2 separate regions of the Mus musculus genome follow, and region 2 is linked to region 1. The links are chromatin loops, found by intact Hi-C in ENCODE. Cell type or tissue: gastrocnemius. All regions are shown on one strand. Links, peaks and the distances in the headings refer to the core of each region. The heading gives the core; the rest is flanking DNA.

Evidence for each region. Hi-C counts contacts between places; a loop is a spot of excess contacts. Peaks named below come from ENCODE experiments on the same cell type or tissue, not always from the same donor. Only the 100,000 strongest peaks of a DNase experiment are listed, where the experiment ranks them.
Region 2: it touches region 1 in a loop (1.9-fold over the local background); 2 of 42 quality-filtered maps call a loop at or near these places.

Annotation. Positions count from the first base shown.
Region 1 is chr2:166,610,278-166,620,598 of GRCm38, reverse strand. Prex1 (phosphatidylinositol-3,4,5-trisphosphate-dependent Rac exchange factor 1) reads left to right here. Exons shown (of 40, transcript NM_177782.3): 7 at 2,633-2,766; 8 at 7,339-7,457; 9 at 8,822-8,971. Among named protein-coding and RNA genes, the nearest start is that of Gm29679, 51 kb to the right of the region's middle. In gastrocnemius, for the core only: no CTCF peak of the experiment used is centred there; DNase peaks (open chromatin) are centred at 2,408 and 5,035; H3K27ac peaks cover 3,654 bases.
Region 2 is chr2:166,687,444-166,697,764 of GRCm38, reverse strand. All of the region lies in intron 1 of Prex1 (phosphatidylinositol-3,4,5-trisphosphate-dependent Rac exchange factor 1), which reads left to right. Among named protein-coding and RNA genes, the nearest start is that of Gm50596, 10 kb to the left of the region's middle. In gastrocnemius, for the core only: no CTCF peak of the experiment used is centred there; DNase peaks (open chromatin) are centred at 5,396 and 5,997; H3K4me3 peaks cover 707 bases; H3K27ac peaks cover 1,114 bases.

The DNA of each region.
Region 1 (10,321 bases), core at 1,522-9,521:
GGTAAACACAGTCTAGACACTTCCTCACAGCCAGAAGTCTAGAAGGTGATTCTAGGTCCTGACAGGTTGACAGAATCAAGCTTTCACACACACAGTGTATGTAACTGACTTTTCTTTATCACACTTACGTGTGTGTGTGTGTGTGTGTGTGTGTGTGCATTCATGTGTGTGAGCCCAGTGTGCCACAGCATGTATGTAGAAGTCAGAGGACAACTGGTAAGAGTCAGCGCTTTTCTTCCACTGGGTGGGACCTAGGCGTTGAACTCACATCATCCGGTTTGGCAGCAAGCCCCTTCACCCACTGAGCCATCTCCTCAGCCTGTAACCAACGCACTTTCCTGACCCTTGCCTCCTACACTATTGGAAGTTTCTTGTCTCTAGAAAGCTGACAGACAGGAAATGCAACCGGTAGGAAAGGCCAGCTCCACTGGAGTGAGAGGTTAGGAGCTGAGATGAAAGATTCTGGGGACAGACGTTGCTGTCTGACACCCCCAGCCCAAGCCCCGCCCCCAACCCTACCGGGACCTGGGTGTTCCTGGATTTAATATTCCTTTCTTGTACTGGCGCCCCCCCCCCCATGGAAGGTCCAGCTGCAGAGAAGACTGGGGCTTTGTTCAGAGACTAGGGGGTGACATGTCCCCTGAACTCTCCCTCACTGGCCATCTTCCCAAGGGGAGCCCTCTAGCTCCCAGAGTCCCTTGCAGATGGACTTTGGAAGGGGCATTGAGGTTTGGCCTCGATCAAGTGGATGGTGGGAGAGATAAGGTTCCCCCTTGTGAGACGGGCTGCCACAGGAGGGCCTGGCTTTCTGTGGCTTTAGCAGTACAGCCCTCCCCCTTTCCATCCAGCTTCCCGAGCTTCTAGCTTCCTCCCTCCAGCTTCTGTTAACTGGCCTGAGTAGGTAGGGTGGTGTGTTCATCAGGCAAGGTGGCTGGTAAGGCAGCCAACCTGGCATCTGGCTCCTTTGACTGTAGGGGCCACTTGTGGCTTTACCCAAAGCAAGTGCCACATGGTCTGCCTTCCAACTGTGTCACAGGCCTCTGTCCTCAGCTCCTTGCAGTCTCTAGACACACTCTGGCACATCCTGGTTGCCATGGGGCTGAGGGGGTGACTCCGAGGAGCTCACAATGCAGTATAGACCAGGATGTGTGACCAGCCAGGCTGGGTGGGTGACTTTGCACCAACAGGGCTCTTTCCTTCCTGTGCCTTGGACATGTCTGTCACCAGCGCCCTTCCTTAACCCCCGATGGCTATCTTGCATCTCTGGAAAGAGATAAAGGAGCGGGGAGAGGGGCTAGAGACCTATTTCAAGATAGTGACATACCACCGGCTCCTTGGTGTGACTTGGTCCTTTGGACCATGCTTGGCGCCAAAGAAGCTGGGGAATGTAGGTCATTGGTCAGGCAGCCAATGCCTGTGAAACTCATTCCCCAAGATGAACCAAGGGGAGCAAGGATCTGGGCTACCTGAATGAGGGTTTCTGAGTTTGCCAGGATTCCACTCAATTCCCTCTCCTCAGCTCTCGGAATCTATATGACCTGGCCCAGCCTACCCAGGACTCCACACAGACCCACTACGTGTTGGCTCTGAGGACTCCTGCTAGCAGGACTTTCCTAGTCCCTGTCTGTGCTTGTCCTTAACACTTCTCCTGGTCCTTGGCCCCAATCTTATCATTGCTGCTCAGCACACCTGCTGTATTAGCCTGTGTGACACTCATCCCACAGAGCTTGGTGATGGATGGATCCAGCCTTCACTGGATCAAGTGCTCCCAGAATCCTGCCCTAACATTCCTACATGGCATCTGTCAAGTCCCTCCTGCATCCCGGGGAAGGTCGTTAGGTGCTAGAAATCTCCAGTCCTTACCGAAGTGCTTATCTTGTGGGGAAGGCTCAACAAGCCAGATTGCAAATAGATCACAGGGAAAGACAGACCGCAGGACACCTAGACAAAACCCAGTCCCCTAAAGGGCTGGATGCAGCCCCCTAGGGCCTGTTGTCAGCCACGTGAGTTGGTGTATCAGCTCCCTGTACCTCTGAGTGTCTCCTGTAAAAGGACATGCAGTCCACTGATGGCACTGGCCCACACAGCCCTCCATCCCATTGCCTTGGCTTCTTGTCTGCTGAGAGCTTTGAGTGTGGAGGCTGATAGGGATGTAGGGGTGTGGAGGGAAAGGTGCTTGATGGTTAGTGTTGTCAGGCTGACAGGGTCTAGAATCACCTTGGAGACAGGTACAATGTCTCCTAGCCTCCAGGTATATTGGTGAGTGATTATTTAGTGTCTGGGCATGCCTCTAAGGGCTGTCTTAGATCCATTGATGTGGAAAGATCCATTTGAGATGTGGGGGTACCATCACCTGGCTGGGATCCTGGACTGTGCAGATGCAGAGCGAGCTGAGCAGCAGGGGGCGTCCATGACTCTCTGCTTCCTGATTGTGAATGTGATCCAGGCAGCTGCTTCAAGCTCCCGCTCTGACCATCCAGCCGTGAAGGACTGTACATCGAACTGTGGGGCTGAAGCAAACCCTTCTCCCTTGAGTTACTTTTGCCGGGGTGTTTTCCCTCTGCAGTGAGGGAAGAGGCTTAAGATGGGTGTGTCCCTGGCTGCTCATTGCTGCCCTTCATTGCCTCCCCAGGGCTCCAACCTCACAGACATCTGCACCGAGCTCCTCCTTCAGGGCAACCTGCTGAAGATCTCTGCGGGCAACATCCAAGAGAGAGCCTTCTTCCTCTTTGACAACCTGCTTGTCTACTGCAAGCGGAAGTCTAGGTGAGCTGCTGCCCCCTCCCCCCCATGGTTACCATGGTGATAGAAATAGACAATGCTAAATGCCCATTTCTTCAGGTGTCACCTCAGGCTTGCCAGTGTCCCTCTCTGGGCTTTGTTTTTTCTTCTGAGTATTCATGGAGATACTCTAAGTCAAGTTCTGAAAAGCAGCAAGGGGGTATTTTTGCCGTATATGTTTTAATGTTCAGCCTTTGAAGTGGTTCACATATTAGCATGACGCGTCCGTGGGTCCCAGTCACGGTCTCCTTGTGCCCCGGGAACACTGCATCATACAGGGCAGCTCTAGACGGCTGTGGAAGTTCACCAGCATCCTGAGATCCGAAGGTCCCCGGGGTGCAGAGTGGGAGGGGAGAAGGCTCTCCCCACTGGACAGGCGGAGAAAAGACCAGCTGGGCAGCATCTTCGCATCTCTCCCTGAGCCGCTTGCCCTCTGTGGGGACCAGGAGTGAGGGACAGGTGGCAGGCACGCTTGTGTGTGGTTGGAAGTGTCAAGTGGGGCGTGGGGCGGTGGGAAGGGGGATGGAGAGATCGCTAGAGGCTTGGATGGTGAATGGATAGTGGGTATGGAAGGGAGAGAGAAGAATGTGACGATGTGGACATGGAGGAGGAGGGAGGAAGCGGGTGATGAGGAATCGTTGAGCCTGGGGATGAAGGAGTGGAGTGGGGGGGGATGATTGAATAAAGGAGGGATGGAGGGGGAGGTGAGGGAGTGGGTGAGTGACCTTTTGAGCCTGGTGATGTGTGAGTGAAGGTGGGAGGGATAGACAAGGGAGGTGGGAAAGGGTGAAGCAATGATGGGGAGTTTGTTGAGCCTCGGATGCGGGGAGTAGACGAGGGTGTCGAGAGGCTGGAGATGGAAAGGGAATGAGAAGAGAGGGGGGGTGCAGGGATGGTTAGAGGTTAGGAGGTGGTCAGCTAGAGTTGACTAGAGGCGTGGGTTGGTGGGTTGGGGGCAAGTATGGCTGTTGAGAGAAAGACAGGCTATGGAGGCGACCGTAGGCTTGTTTGGTAGATGATGGAGTGGGGGCCTGAGTATCAGGTGTGTTGGTGGCTGGGCAGATGGCTGGGTGGGTCTGCTAATAGGGAGGGTATGGGAAGGTCAAGGCTTGGTGGATAGTGGTCAGCTGGGCAGCATTGGGTTGGTGGCTGCCAAGGTCATTGGCTGGTTCTCCAGATGCACCATGGATGGGGAGAGGGGTAATGGGCAGAGGGCGGCTGTTCTGAGAGTGAAATAGTAACCTCCCAGAGGCTCCTCCATGCCTTGATCTGGCCAAGGCTGTGCACGCACAGCATCGTGGCCTTCAGGACTGTTGTCGTAGAGCCTCACGTTCACTTTCCTTGTCTGTTCCCGGCTCTAAGGCTGTGTGAGAAAGCAGGCTGCAAGGGATGGGTGGCCATTCCACACGTTCTGCGCAGGCTCAGTTTCCCCTTCTGCAACCAGAGCCACATCAGTCCTCTGTGTTTGGTTCAGAATTTGGCCACTTCTCAAGCTCCATAGCTCCTCCTGCCCGTGCCTCAGTTTCCTTGCTTGTCAAACAGGAGACGCTACTGACTGTACCTCCCAGGGTCATTGTGAAGGTGAGGGTAGTAAGTGCCTGGTGTGTGAAGTTGGGGCTGGCTGCTGGGGCCATGGCACTCCTGGGTTCTTGGTGCTTCCTGTGGGCAGCCCTGGGGCACAGAGCCCCTCCTACTGTCTCTCCTCTCTGTTCTGGGGGTTGATCCTTCTTGCCACAGGCCTCAGTCTCCCTTCAGGTCATCTCCCAGTGTAGACATGTTCAGTCTGCCTCTTTTCCAGATGTTCTCTTGCTTGCTCTGTACACATCCCCATTGCTGTCTTGTGTGTTCTGTCCTGCTGGGGCCACCCCTAGAGGCCTCCTCTGACAATCCTAAGAGTGCTTATGAAATGTTACTCCCTAGCCCTTCCCCGCCCTGGCTGCTAGAGGCAGACACTTTTCCCAGAGCTTATGAGGGTTTGGGAAACAGAATGTCCCTTTACAACTCTGTGGACAGCTCCCAGCTGCCAGCTAAGCATGCCCAGCCCCTGGCTTCCTTGCCAGGCCCCTCTTTCTCTGTGTCACCTGCCCTGGGAGGAATAACAGTATCTTCCACCATCTTGGCTTCTGTGGGGACTGTCTCTAGCCTTCCTGTGGCCAGGCTATACTCTCTGAAGGCCACTCCCTCCTGAGTGACACAGGGAGCTGTCCTGAGGGAAAGGACACACTAGTCTCCTGAGAGGGCCAGGCATGAGGCCAGGGTCCTGCCTCTGGCTTAGCAGCCAGAAGGCTGAGTGCCCTGTGGGCAGGGTCAGCTGCTGGTGGATGGTGCCTGACTGACTGGAGTGGCCACAGGAAGTACCTGATGTGGCTAGGCAGCTGCTGGCTCTCCTGGTCCCTGTCTGGGATGTGGGTGGAGCAGTCTCCATGAACAGTAGCACAGCGTATTCTTGTTGATTTAAGAGGCCAAGGCCTCCCTTTGGCCACCAAAGGAGGAAAGGGGTGTTCTAAAAGTCAATCTTCTCAGTTACAGTAGGGGAAACTGAGGCCTGGAAGAGCTAAGTCTCCTACCCTGTTGCTGCCCGCTATGTTCTGAGAGGCCAGAGTTAGCACCGGGCCCTCCTGCTGCTGTGTGACTCTGGGCGGATGCTGTTTTTGTATCTGTAATGTGGGGGCTGAAGCACTGCTGTCCTGGAGGGCGCGCTTTACAGAGTGAACAAGACATGTTGGGCGCCACTGTGAAGTGGCTGGGGTGGTGAAGGCTCATGAGTGAGGCTGAGACCACCATTCCTGTTCCATTTCTTTTTTTTTTTTTTAAAGATTTGTTTATTTATTATATGTAAGTACACTGTAGCTGTCTTCAGACACTCCAGAAGAGGGAGTCAGATCTTGTTACGGATGGTTGTGAGCCACCATGTGGATGCTGGGATTTGAACTCCAGACCTTCGGAAGAGCAGTCGGGTGCTCTTACCCACTGAGCCATCTCACCAGCCCTCCTGTTCCATTTTCCTTGGATGTTTTGCATGCAGCTCACATGCATCTGAGCTCGTCCTATCTTCTGGTCCACACTTCTGTCCCAGACTTTTATCTCCTCAGTTGCAGTGAGTTTGTCTCAGGTAGAGAAGAGCGGTCTGGCCACAGCCCTAGCCAGCCATGGGTAAAGAACACCCACCCATTGGATCAAGGAGGCACAGAGGGCCCTTGCTCTGACTGGTGTCTCTTTCTGTGCTCTATGCTGCCTCTACCAACAGAAGACAAGTTAGTTGCCCAAGACTTTCTGTGTTTCCCTGCGGACCAGCACTGAGCAGGGTGCCTGGCACCTGCCAGTCACTTATGGGCTCTGAATATGTGGCCCCTCACTTGTTACCCTGTCCATAGGAAGCCATGGCCAGATGTTTTTTGTTTGATATTTTAATTTGTTTGGGTGACCGTAACAAAATTACATTAACTGGGCATCTTAAAGGACACATTTCTTCAAGTTCTGCAACGTGAGAAGCTAAGGGTATAAGACTCCAGACCAGTGCCCAGCAAGGCTTTCCCTTGTGTCCTGGCATGGTGGAAGGGGTTGAGGTCTTTTTATAAAAGACACTAATCCCATTCATGAGATGCCACCAACCTCTACTGTCTATTCACCTTTCCTCTCAAGGCTGTATACCTCCTAACTCTTAACATCACAGTTTAGAAATCGGCAGATAGATGTGAAGGGTACCACATTCAGGCTGTAACTGAATGAGTGGGCAACAGGGTTCCCCCAAGTGAAAGCGTGAGTAGGGGTAGGTGGGCGACAGATAGGTGAATGGATGGATAACATAGATGGGTAGATAGATGAATGGGGGGTTAGTATATGGATAGGTGGTTAATGAAATGGGAAGGTAGATGAATGTGTTTGTGGGTGGATGGGTAGAGGAATGGTGTTTGGATGGGTGGGTAGGTTATAGATAGTATCAGGAGATGGTTGGAGATGGTGGGTGGGTGGGTGAGTCGTCAATGGATGATGGATTAAGGATAAATGGTGTGTGTGTGTGTGTGTGTGTGCGTGAGAGAGCATGTGTGTGTATGAGTGTGTGTGTGTGTGCTCTCATGTGTGATGGTTATATGGATGGTGGATATATGGATGGTAAGTAGATGGTATGTGGATGGATGGTAAGTGGATTAATGGATGTAGGTAGATGGATAGATGAATAGATGAGTGGGTGGATGGACGATTGCCTTCTCCTATTCTGGTTTCAGTTTGTGAGGTACCATCTGTTGGAAATCAGTCTCCACCCACCCCCAGCCCCCCCCACTTGCCTGCTTGCCAGCCCAGCAGACTGGGTTTCTGTTCTTCCTGTTGGTCTTCCACGAGATCCCCATTTACTGAAAAATTGATCTGTGAGGTCAACAGAGCTATTAGCCTATTTCCAGATGAGAAACGATGACCAGCAGAGACTCACCCAAGTCGCCTGCCCAGCAGCAGACACCCCATGTGCTTCACCCTAACCCAGAGCTCCCCTCTGCCCCGGGCACTCCCCACTGTGACGCTGTCCTTTGTAGGGGAGACTGACTTACTGTTGCCTTTCAGGGTCACTGGGAGCAAGAAATCTACCAAAAGGACCAAGTCCATCAACGGCTCCCTGTACATCTTTAGGGGTCGGATCAACACTGAGGTCATGGAAGTGGAGAATGTGGAGGATGGGACAGGTGGGCCCTGCCCCTCTCCACTAAGCCCCTCCCTGCCTGCCCTGGTGCTCTCTGTCATGCGTGTCTCATGTATTGTTGAATGTAACTAAACTGAAGAAGAGCATTGGAACTTAGCAAAGTACAGTCCTGGGGCTGAGAACTCAGCATCCTGGCCCTACCGCCCCACAAGTGACAACTGTGTACATTGATTCCCCTCCCCCCCATTTTATTCTTCTTTTATGTGGATGGATGTTTTGCCTGCCTTTATGTCTATGTGCACCATGTGTGCAGTGCCCATGGAGGCCAGAGGAGGGCATTGGATCCCCTGGAACTGGAGTTATAGATGGTTGTGAGCTGCCATGTGGGAGCTGGGAATTGAAACCCAGTCCTTTGGAAGGGCAGTCAGTGCTTTTAACTGCTGAGCCTCCTCTCTAGCCCTATACTGTCTGTGCTTTGTAATGCGGTCCCTTTTTTTTTTTTTTTTTTTTGTCCTGCTTAAAAATATTTTTTACCACGTTTGGTATGGTGGTGCACACCTTTAATCCCCAGCACTTGAGGCAGAGGCAGCTTGGTTTCTGTGAGTTTGAGACCAGTCTGGTTTATATAGTGAGTTCCAGGCCAGCTAGGGCCATATACAGTGTGACACTGACTAAAAATAAGCCATTACATCCTTAGCTTCCCTTACCAGATATTTTTCTTTAAATGTCTTGGTTTTTAAACTTATGTGTATTAAAGTGGCTTTAGAGGCATATGGCGGTATGTATATGCTTTTGTATACATGTAGTTATATGGTCTTACGTGTTATACCTGGCTCTCAGGCTCAGGGTACTGGCTCTGGGATGCATCCATGTCTCACGTAGTCGTGAGTAGATCCTGTTTCCTGTAACTGGATCGCATGCAGGGCATGAACTATCCACAGGCAAGCACCAAGCATAGGGTAGTTTCCGCCATTCACTACTGGGACCAGAGAAGCGACATCTCAGCAGATGTTCTGTGAGCCTGTCTGGGAAAGGTTCTCATGTGGCTTTAGGCCATGACACACCTGTAGGCCCCTCCTTAGGTTCAGGGTCTGGCAGGATCCCATATTCCTAGGAACTGTGTGACATCATGCTTTTAGTGAGGGCTTCTTTCCTGAGCTCTGGGCATGAATCTCCCACCTCTATGCTCAGGACACCTGTATCACTATGCTGTCAGAAGGGGTCTGTGCAGGTCTTCTTTGCCTATGAGAGAGAAGCCAGGGGGGAGCACTTGTTGGGGGAAAGGCAGGAGAGAGCACTTGTCTAGCTCCCTAAGCCTGGCCCTCGTGGTGGCCATCAATCCGTGGGTTACTGAGCGTTGCATACCTGTCTGTGTACTGATCCGTGTTTGCCTCATGCCCCTACCAGCCGATTACCACAGCAATGGCTACACTGTCACCAATGGCTGGAAGATCCACAACACCGCCAAAAACAAGTGGTTCGTGTGTATGGCCAAGACGGCGGAGGAGAAACAGAAGTGGCTGGATGCCCTGATCCGAGAGCGGGAGCAGCGAGAGAGTGGGTGCCTAGACCGGCCTGGGCTGCTGCGGGGGGTGGGGGGGGTGGGGAGTGGGGGGAGGGGGGAGCTCCTCTTCCAAGGGGAGGACTGTGTATGTAGGAATCGAGGTCCCTTGCAGAAGAGTGTTTTGTTGGGTGGGGACCCCTGTGACTATGCTGGGACCTGGTATTAGCAGTCAGTTGTACCACAGTCCCCAGGTGACTTCCTGGTCACTCACACAGAGCATGCAGAAACAGCTTGTTCTTTCCCCCTGCTGCTCAGGTGCTTGCTCGAGCTTTTGTTTGCTCTCCCTGAATGGGAGTCTGGGGAATGGTCCTTGGGGTACCCATTGGGCACAGTGGAGAGCCCCTTAGGACACAGTTACCAAGGTGGTTCACGGAAAGACAGTGCAGGGTTGGATGGGCTGTGAGCTGTGTCTGTGCCCTGAGCCCCACCCCACCCCACCCCCACCCCCCCGCCCCAGGCTGGGAACCTGAGCCAAGGTGGACTCATTCTCTTACTGCAGATATTGTGACTCTGTCCCCCAAGGCCGTGGATATAGCCATCCTTGCAAACTCAACATGTTTCTACCCCACAGTCACTCCTGGTTTGACACAGAACAGACTGGGTCTCAGACTCCCCCCTAGTATATCCTGCTGACCTGAAATCCCAGCTGGTCTATGCATCACAGACCTCACATGGTTCCATCACCCTCTGAGCCTGTGTCTCAGGCTCTCCACCAGCCAGTGCTGAAGCACATCCTTGGTGCCACCCCTGAACCCCTCATTGCCGCTCTCTGTTCAGGAGGTCATCATGGTCCTGCAGGCCTGCCCTTTAACACGGTCCAGGCCAACCGCCTGTCTCCCTGCCCCATACTTCCCAAGTCACTGTTCCAAACATAGTGCCTCTGCTGGTTTTCTGGAGAAAGTGGGGCCTTTAGGTAGTAGCACTTAAATATGAGCCAGAATGTATTAAAATGCTGGAAGGCCAGATAGGCTCCTGGCTTTGGCCTTTGGATGGGTAAGGGCTGAACCTCTGAAACTTCTCAGGCCTGGGGCAGGGTTGGTCCTGGGGTAGGGGCAGGGAGTTGGCCTGACTGGGTGGGGCTGAGCTGTACTTTTGTGGTTAGAATCTTGAGCTGTGGTTAGCACAGGGTCTATGTCATTAAGAGGTGTGTGTGGTCCAAGGAGGCCGTGTCCTTAGAAGTGAGTGCTGTCTAAAGTTCAACCAGGGCAGGGCACACAGGGCTGGGCTCACGCTGTGGTCTGTGGTCAGAGTTTCAGGTTGGAATCCGGAGCAAAACATCTTGGGTCAAAATTTCGGTACCACGTCTTCTATGCAGACAGCATGTGTTCCCTGGGCCCCAGCTT
Region 2 (10,321 bases), core at 1,632-9,631, 77 kb before region 1:
GGGCCTGCACACAGGGCCTCAGCTTAAGCTTTAAGGTCATTTTCTTCCTTATTCTTCCAGCCAGCCCCTCCCCATCCTCATTATTGCTTGGGTCCATTTGCGAGTGACTGTGGACTCAAAATATATAAGCCGGAGCCCCACAAACAGGAATTATTATTCCCAGGTAACCGCAGCTTGGTACACAAAGTCAGGAAATTTAATCTTGATACTGAACTGTCCACTCTGCAGTTAGTACCCCAAATTCCCCCATTTCCTTGAGTTCCCCAAATGTCCTTTTTGCCTATTTCCTCTGTTCTGGTAGCTTTAATGGCAGCTTGATACAACCTAGAGTAGATTTCTCAATTGAGGAATTGCCTAGACTAGATTGACCTATGGATGTGTCTGTGGGCGTTATGTTGATTGTTAGTTGATATAGGGGGGCATAGCCCACTGTGGGCAGCACCATGCCCTAGGCAGGTGTTTCTGAGCTGGGTAGGAAAGGTAACTGAGGATAAACCTGTCTGCCAGCCAGCTAGCAGCCCATGGGAACAGACAGACAGGCTTCCAAACAAGGAGCAGAGAAGGGGTCAGAGATGTGTCCCACCATGATAGAAGGGTCATCACAGAACTGTCACATCCCACAGAACAAAATGTACATGGTGAAAACTGAAGGACACATCTCCATCCTCACTGGTGACCACATCCTTCTAGGAAGGCTACAGTAGCCCAGAATGCCACTTCACCCTCATGACTTCCCAGCATGGTGGGACATACGTTCTTTTCGGATACACCTGGGAGGGTTGGTCAATCAGTCAGAGCCTTTGCAGGGTCAGAATACAAGTTTCAAGCCAGTGCAAAGGGTTGAGAGTCCCCAGCGTGTTCTCTGAGCACTTCAGGATTCAGTCGGAGGTCACTGCAGGATAAGTTGCCTGGAAAACCCCAGAGCAGTTCCTATTCTGCTTCTTTGGCTGTGAAGTGAGCTCCCTGGTTAGAGGCAATGGAATAGCAAGCAGGCCTGCATTCAACTTCCTGCTGTTGACCTCTCTAAGTGATAGAGTGTGACCTGGAATGTAAGTCACATAAACCCCTTCTCCTCAAAGTTGCTTTTGTGAGTAGTTCAGACGATGCTAAGACACCTCCCCACTGCATCCCCGTCCACCATCCGGGATGTTGTTTCTTTCTCTCCCTTTGGTGAGGTTTTTCTTTGCAATGCTGGGATGAGACCTAGGTCCTCACACTTCTGCCCTTGAGCCCTACTTTAGAGAGTTGGGGACAGCAGCATGTAGCTGAGTGCCAGATCTGAAGCAGGACTTGAATGGGCATCCTGCACTTATTACTGTACTCAAGATTGGCAGGCCTGTAGTAGATAGAGTGTTTGATGAATGAATATGGGTAGGAGGTCACCATGTTCCCATAGCCAGGACCCCGGCACCTTTGCTTGCTCTCTTCTTCCCCTTCCTATGTCCAATCATCTGTACATGTTGGTGTATCTTGCCTCTTCTGTCCTAGGCAAAATCCTGTGTGTTGCTATGAAGCACTCTTTGTCCCCAGGGCCGTTGGTGTCACCTAGTGAAGGACAGAGGACTCTGGATCCTCACAGTCCAGTTCAGATCCTGGCCATTTACAGACTGTGTGACCAGTGTTGGTTGCTGCTGTACCGGGTTCTAATGATGTCTTGGACGGATGGGGTGGGGCAGACCAGGGAGGTTCTGCAAGTCTCTTAGGACAGTGTCTGGCACATAATGAGCATTCTGAATATGAGCTATAAATTATCATAGCAATAAGACCAGACTGCTAATAAAACACTTAATTATGCTGGTATATGATACCATGCTAATCAAGTTTCTATTGTTTATTCAGCCATTACTCTTATATTGGGGGTATGGGTACCTTTCAGTTATTCAGAGTTAGAAGCTATGTGTATCTTTGTTTGAGTGTGTATGCATGCGTGTATGTCTGTGCACATGTGTGTATGCATAGGCCAGAGGACATCTCAGGTATTTTCTACTTTTTTTTTTTTTTTTTTTTTACAGAGTATCTCCCCGACCTGGAACTTGCCAGGTAGGCTAGGCTGACTATCCATCCAGTAAGCTCTAGGGATTCTCCTCTTTGGCTCATGGTACAAACTTGGCCACCACACCTAGGTATCTGTCTGTCTATCTGTCTGTCTGCTTACTTACCTGTCCATCCATCTATCCACCTACCCACCACACCCAGATAGGTATGTATGTTTGCATATGTGTTTGTTTGTTTGTTTGTTTGTTTGTTTGAGACAGGGCCTTTCTATGTAGCTCTGGCTGTCCTGGAACTCACTCTGTAGACCAGGCTGGCCTCTGACTCAGAATCTGCCAGCCTCTGCTTCCTGAGTGCTGGGCTTAGTGGTCTGTGCTACCACTCACTGCCTAGTCCCATATTTAGCTTTTAAAGCATAGCTTTTGGGGATTAATCTCAGGCCCCAGTGTATGCAAGGCAAGCTTGTTACCAACTGGGCCACCTCCCCAGCCCATGCCAGTGCTTTGCCCCTTCGTTAGGACACTCTGGCATAAAACACATTGGCACCAGAACACTAGAATCTTAGAACGAGGTCAGGGCCAGCCAAGGCAGAGACAGCACATTATCCATGATCTCATTTTTCCAGGAAGGGAAACCGAGGCACAGAGCTGCCCAGTGTCTGCCTTGGGATTTCATTGCTGCGAAGAGACACTATGACCATGGCAACTCTTACAAAGGGAAGCATTTAATTGGGGCTGGCTTACAGTTTCAGAGGTTCAGTCCATTATCATCATGTTGGGGGAGCATGGCAGCGTGCTGGCAGACATGGTGCTGGAGGAGGAGTCAAGAGCTCTCCATCTGGATCCAAAGGCAGCTTAAGGAGACTGTGCAGCATACTGGGCATAGCTTGAGGATAGAAACCTCAAAGCCTGCCCCCATAGTGATATACTTCCTTGAACAAGGCCACACCCACTCCAAGAAGGCAACACCCACTCTGATAAAAGCCACACCCACCCCCAAAAGGCCACACCCACTCCAAGAAGGAGTAGTCAAATACATGAGTCTGGAGGCCATTCTTATTGAAATCACCACAGTGACCCAGGGTTACCAGTTGGTTGCTGAGATGGCACTGGAGCTCACGTTTCCATATGGTGACATCACATGGTGACAGTCAGCTTTAACCCTACTGACAAGGGCCTTTGAGCACCAAGGAAATGGAGAAGGAGACTGGGATTGAGCCCTCTCTGGATGCAGTGGATCAACTGTGTGCCTGGGAACAGTGTCTTTTATTTCAGTGTCCATGACAGGAGAGGGTGGGCTGTGTGTTTCTTGTAGGAAGTCACAGTTGGGTTGACACTGTGGGTCAGGTCTCAGTGTGATTGGGGAGCTGTGATCAAGTTAGAGCACCTTCCCCATCCTTCATGGTTAGAACACAGGCTACAAATTGGGGCTCTTCAGGCCAGATCAGGCCCCTAAGTGGGTTCTGTTGGCCTGCACAGTATTTTAGATTTTTCTTATTAGTTGTCAACATTGAGAAAGAATTTTTTGAGCCTGGCAGTGGTGGTACAGGCCTTTAGTCCCAACACTTGGGAGGCAGAGGCAGGCTGATCTCTGGGTTCGAGACCAGCCTTGTCTGTACAGTGAGTTCCAGGAAAGCCAGGGCTACATGGAAAAACCCTTTCTAAAAAACCCCAAAAAGGAAAAAACCTTTTGATTAAAAAATTATTTCTTGCATGAAAATCTATTTTTATGGCTTGCATATCCAGCTGAGGTTCCTGCAGGCAGCCCTGACTACTTGAATTTTGGTTGTCAGTGCACTATCTCTGGTTTTGTTTTATAATTGAATAGTTAAGAGGATAAAGGAATATTTCTTCCAACTTGTTTTTGTCTTTTTGTCAGACACATAAGGAATGCATGTTCCTTACAGGAGAGAGGAGTTATTTTGAAGGACCATCCTTTGGTCTCCTCTGTTCCTACTGGGGCATGGGCATTTGAAGTGGAGGTGCCAGCCAGCTCTTGGGTGGTCCTTCTCTGTCTCTGTGTGGAGAAGAGGGAGAAGGTTGTCTCCAGAGGGGCTGATTCTGTGGCCCAGCCTCTATTTCCTGTAGCCTGTGGGCAGTCTCTTTTGCAGTGTCAGCTGTGGTACAGGATGCTCTCACGTCCATCTGTCCTACAGACTGCTCCATGTCCCTTTGGGAGGTCCCTACAGTGAAGAAGCAAGGGGTTTCCCCCACAGTGTGATGAACCGCTCAGGTGCTGTCAGGTCTTCCTGCCCTTACATCTAGAGCCGTTGTCCTTGGCTCGCCCTAGTCTGTGTTTTTGAAACAGTAGTCACCAGCAAGAGCTGTCTGTCTGTCAGGATTCTTTGTGACAAGTGACAGAAAAACCCACCCCAACAGCCTCCAGTAAGAACAAGAACTGGCAGCTAGCAAGATGGCTAAGCAGGTAAGGGTGATCACTACCAAGCCTGATGACTTGAGTTGATTTCTTGGACCTATGTGTTGGGAGGAGAGAACTGATTGCTGCAAGTGTGTGCACACATGTATACACACACTCACCCACACACACTCTCTAAATACAGTTAAAAATATTAAAAACAGGGCGTAGTGGCTAGCCTGGTATACATAGTGAGTTCCAGGATAGCCAGGGCTACATAGAACCTGTCTCATACAAACAAGCAAGCAACAAACAAACATATAAACAGCAGCAGCAGCAGCAACAAAAACCAGGAACAGAGAGGCCTGGGTTACAAGAGAGTCCATCATGTCCTGGGTGGGCTCCGATTTGCTATCACAGGCCCTGTGCCCATGTCTGATCCTTCACTGAGACTCGGGGCGGGACTTCCCTGCACCCATTGGAGGTGGGGGGGAGGGGTGGTTCCTAGAAAGAAGACCCCAGAGCATTGGGACCATAAAGGGACGGATGCTGGATGCTGGGTGGACTGTTTCTTCTCTCAGCTGGGGCTTCTTCCCTTGCCTCTCCTTTGCCTTCTCGCCACCCGCCTGCTTGCTTTAAAAACCACAGTCACACTGCCTCTTCCCCTGCTGTTCTAGCTCTTTCCACCGATCTCCTAAGAGCACCGGTGGTTACAGGTCTGAAGTGCTGTGCTTCGAGCACAGTGGCCTTCCCAGGAACTAAGTGGGAAGGTGTTCTCCAGTCACTTCGTTGTAAGAGAAAGGTTTTGTTTGTAACCTGTCCAGGCTCACACCAGCTGTGTGTTTGCATCTGCAAATGGTGGGAATTCTTGGGTCAGAGGATGAAGTGTGGAGCCAGGCTTCCAGTGCTGGGCCCAGCCTGAGCTCACAGCTAGTGTTTGTGGAGCGAACCAGCAAAACCAGCAGGGGCTTGGAGCCCGCTCCAGGTCTGCTGAGGCGTCTGGGCCTGAGGTCAGCCCCAGTGGGAAGCATCCTGTTCTGCTGTGCCCTCCCCTCCCCACACAGGGAGATCTGAATGAACAGAACCCAGAATGTTCCGGCAGCGCTGGCTCCCGCAGCAAGTGACAAAGGCATCTTTGTCCGGTCCCGGGTGTGAAATCATTCCACAGGGGGGATAGTGTAGGCTCTGGAGTCAGCTTGCCAGGGAGGGAGGGGCTGGGCTAAGGTGTCCCCATCCCATGCCCGTTCCTGTAATGGGGTAGCGTTTCCCCTACCTACTCTCACTTTCATCTGGGCCAGAATGCTTTTTTGTCCCCTTGCCCTAGGAGGAGAAGATAGGTCCTAAGTCTTTGAACAGTCTAGAGAAGTGCTCACCCACTGAACTACCCCCTCCTTGCAGTGCCCCATCCCTTTATTTCGTGAGAGAGTCTTTCGGGGTAGCCCAGGCTGGCCTCAAATGAACAGACTCAGGTTTGCAAGCCTGTGTCCCAGTACCCAGCCAGTATGCTCCAGACTCCGCAGATCTTGTGGGCTGAGAACGATGCGGGGCTGCCATTCTGCTGAGAAGGCGCGTGTCAACGTCAACCTTCTGTCCTTTATACCACAGTGTGCACAGCAGCTGTGAAACCAGGCTGGCATGGCTGCAGGGGACAGGCAGGGGACAGGCAGAGCGGCAGAGTGTTAAAATAGCTTGGCGGTGACTTTAACACCCTTGGCTCAGTTCCCTTGGGAATCTCTCAAGGGGGAAGAAAAAAAGCCCGTGGGTGCGCAGGGGAGATGCTCAATGGGTAAGAGCGCTTGCTTTGAAAGTGGGAGGCCCTGAGTTTGAATCCCCTATACTCATGTGAGAAGCTACACAGGGTTAGAGGTGGGGCCAGAGGGAGGCACATTCCAAGAGCTTGCTGGCCAGCCTGCCTAGCTGAAATGGTGAGTGTCTGGTTCAGGAGAGACCCTGCCTCAGAGCACCGAGGTGGAGGAGAGTGAGGGAAGATACCAGAGGCCCTGATCTGTCTTCTGCATGCGCACTTATTGGTGCACACACGTACACACTCACACACTCACACACACACACACACACACACACACACACACACACACTCACATATACATGTGCACACACACATGCGCACACACAGTGCATATGAAAGATGTAAAGCTGTGGAGATTTTTTTCCAGCTGCATTTCTAATGACACAGTAAAATGATAACCAACAGGTAAACCGCAGAGGTGGGCATTAGCAAATAGCTTGTTAGACCATCAAGCGTGCTTTGCAAAGAATGTTCTTGACCTCTGACCTCTCTGTGGATAGGAAGGCAGCTAGAGTAAGTGAGAAAGGCAATCCCAGTGTTTAGGGGGAAAACAACAACAACAACAACAACTACTACTACTACTACTACTACTACTACTACTACTACTACTACTACTACTAAACAATAATAGCACAGAAGCTGGGCTTAATGTAATCCTGGCAAAGGAGGCAAAGGCAGGAGGATCAGGCAGGCTTTCAAAGTCGTCCTCATCTACATAGCATATTTGAGTCCAGCCTGGGCTACATTGGATTCTATCTTAAATAGAAGAGGAAGAAGGAAAAGGGGAAAAAAAAAAGCACTAAAAGGCTCTTTGGGTGGGCATGTCAGTTGGCTTTCTGTTGTGGTGACAAAGCATCCGAGAACGTCAGTTCATGGTATTTGAGGTCTCGGACTTGGGGTTGGTCCAGTCACCTGTGATAAGGCAGTACGCCACGGCTGTGGGAACAGGTCCATGAGACCCGCTCACCTCAGGGCTGCGTCCCCAATATCCATGAAGTAGTATCTCTCCAGAGAGCTGGCTTCCTTTCCGCAGGCCATGCCTCCTAACGGTTCTGCCACTTCTGGGTAGCATCCAGGATGGTGACCCAGGCTTTGGGGGTGGGGGTGGGGGTGGGGGTGGGGGTGGAGGGACACTTGAGATCTAACTTACTGTCTGTGGTGGCACGGGCGGGTCATTCAGGAACTGGAGCTGGGGCACCAGGCATGTGAGCTCAAGGACAGCTCTTAGAAAAGAACACCCTCATCACAGAGAAAACTACTGCAGGGCACCAGGCTGCCCACCACAGGGGGCCTCAGGCAGAGAATGGGGAGAGATACTTTGTATATTTTGGTGCATTGCTGCCTTAGTTATAATTAACAGATTTGCAAATGAATGCAGAATACATTAATAATAACTCAAGCTGTATCATACATACTGTAGTCTGTGCATACCAGGCTCTTCTTTGAAATGAGGCAGGCTGGGATTTTCTGCACTGCTGTTTGGTACACATGTGTTGGTAGGTAGTGTGCAGGACGCCCCCTGGGCCCTCTGTGAGCCCCTAGTCTTGTGGGGTCAGGGACAGAGAAGACAATTGCATTATAATTGTTGTATGCGGGGATCAAGGTTGTCCTCACCCTGTGGCCGCCTCTGCCTGGTGTTTTCCATTGCTCTCTCTCATCCCTTCCCTGTACCCAGTGTGGCCCTTTGTACTGCTGGCCCTGACAGATCCCAACACAGCGCAGCTCTGTTTTTGGCCCCACTCTGCTGGGATGTTGCTGCCTAGGGAGGTCCCTTCCCTGACCATCCTGCCCGTGTGTTGATAGGAGTTGGTCCATTGGGTCCTCACAGGCTCTGAATGTCCTGAGACCTGCACATGTGTGGCCCTCCTCGCTCCTGTCACTTCACTCCGTTTTTATGGAACCTTTGTGCAGTACACCTTGACCTTGGCATTGCAGATAGAGCCGGTGGCTTGGTTCAGAGTGGGTCTTGAGGTCCGTGATCCCTTGTCAGAGAACTTTCCAGACTGAAGGCTCAAAGTATGGAAACTTGGTTTTATCTTTCTCCTCATACCCGGCTATGTGACTTGGAAGCAAGGTACATCTGTGTGTCTGCCTGCCTGCCTATTTGTCTGTCTGTCTATGCATCTGTGTATCTGTCATCTATCTTTCTATGTATCTGTCATCTGTGTACTCATCTATCAATCTTCTATCTTTTGGGTTGTCATGGTAATTGCTGACCAAGCCATCTCTTCAACCCCCATTTCTCACTTTGAGCCTTAGCTTTATATTCATAAAGTGGGAACCCCAGTAGCTCTCCCCTCCTCTGATCCTTGTCCCACCCGAATCAAGGCAGGTTGTAGCAGCTGTATAGTATGCTGCTGGGTGTGTGGCAGGCGACTCAGTAATGATAGGTGTTACTAAGGATAACACAGGCCCAGCCATGAGTTGAAAATAAACAGGATAAGCAAGGTTAAACCAGGAAAAAAGAGAGGGGTCCTTTACAGAACACCCAGAATATAGCCTCGGTTCCATAAACCACTCACTGATGGGCCTTGGTAACCATGGTGATGGATGCACAATCGTGGTTCTTGAGGGAGACCTGTTTTGCCGGCCAGGGGACCTACAGAAATGCAGTGGCACTGGGCTGTCAGGACTAGGAAGGAATGATACTACTTCCATTGGATACCCAGCATAGGGGTGCTGGGAGGTATCTGGGGCTGAGGAGGTGGCTTAGCAGGTAAAGTGCATGCCAAGCAAGCATGAAATCCAGAATCCAGATCCCCAGAACCCACAAAAAACCCAGACAGGTACAGTGGCAGCTGCCATACAGAGACAGGATCTTGGGACCAGTGGGCGAGCTAGGCTCCCGTCAGTGGGCTCTGGGACCAGAGAGCACTTGCCTCGGTGGATGAAGTGGAGCAGTTGAGGAAGAGCAATGATAATCAGCTTCTCCTTCTGGCCAGTTTTCTGTTAGCCTGACCCAAGCTACAATCGCTTGAGAGAAGGCTAGCCTGGTCTACAGAGTTTCAGGACAGCCAGGGCTACGCAGAGAAACCCTCTCTCAAAAAACAACCAACCAAACAACCAAACAACCTAAAAAAGAGAGTTAGGGACTCTCAATTGAGAAAATACCTACAAAAGATTGCTCTGTGGGACATTTTCTAGATTAACGATAGATATGGGAAGGCCAAGCTCACTGTAGATGGTGCCTTCCTGGTGGTCCTGGGTTCTCTAAGAAAGCAGGCTGAGCAAGCCACGGGGAGCAAGGCAGTAAGCAGCACCCCTCCGTGGCTTCTGCTCTGTTCTTGCCTCCAGGTTCCTGCCCTGACTTCCCTCAGTGATGGATTCTGATGGGGAAGTGTAAGCAAAATAATCTCTTCCTCACTTTACTTCTGGTCATGGTTTTGTCACGGCAATAGAAAGCAAACCGAGACAACACGCGTGATTGTGTAGATGCATACAAGTTCGTCCCACGTCTGAGTACGCATGCATCAGACAAACTTCTGATGGCCCCACAGAGAAGGGTCTGGTCTGCAAGACTGGCCCTTTTTGTTTGTTTGAGACAAGGTCATGCAATTTAGCTTTGGTTGGCCTAGGACTCCTTCTGTAGATCAGGCTAGCCTTGACTCACAGAGAACTACCTGCCTCTGCCTGTAAGAGCGCTAGATTTAAAGGCCTGCCCCACCATGCTCTTAGCAGTACATGGGATGCTGACAGATGTCACTTACTAAGTACTTTGAGAGGGAGGGAGGGCCTGAAGCTGAGAGGACTTGGAAGCCCCTGGCCTGTTTTTGTCATAGCACTTTATCAGGATGCATAGCTGCCTGCCGGCCACCATGGCACTCCTGCCGAGACACCTTCCCATTCTGCACTGTGAGTCAGGTCTTTGGTAACTCTGGAAGGTGGTGGGAAGGGTCTCTGTGACTCCTGGCAGATAGTGTCTGCAGCCTCTGCTAGCCCAGCTAGCTGCTCACTGTCTTGGTTTGGTGTCTGAGCCATGCACTAGGGTTGGGAGAGAGCCTAGAGCCACCCCGCTTCTCTCTGTGGGGCTGAGCGGAGATGGCTGCAAATCCCATGTCTGTAGAAAGTCCTGTGGGAGCAGGGTCCTTGCTACTGCCCTCCCCCAGTACAGGAGGATGGGAGTTCTGAAGGTCCAGTGGAGGGAGGAGGGACAACAGTTCCCTCAGG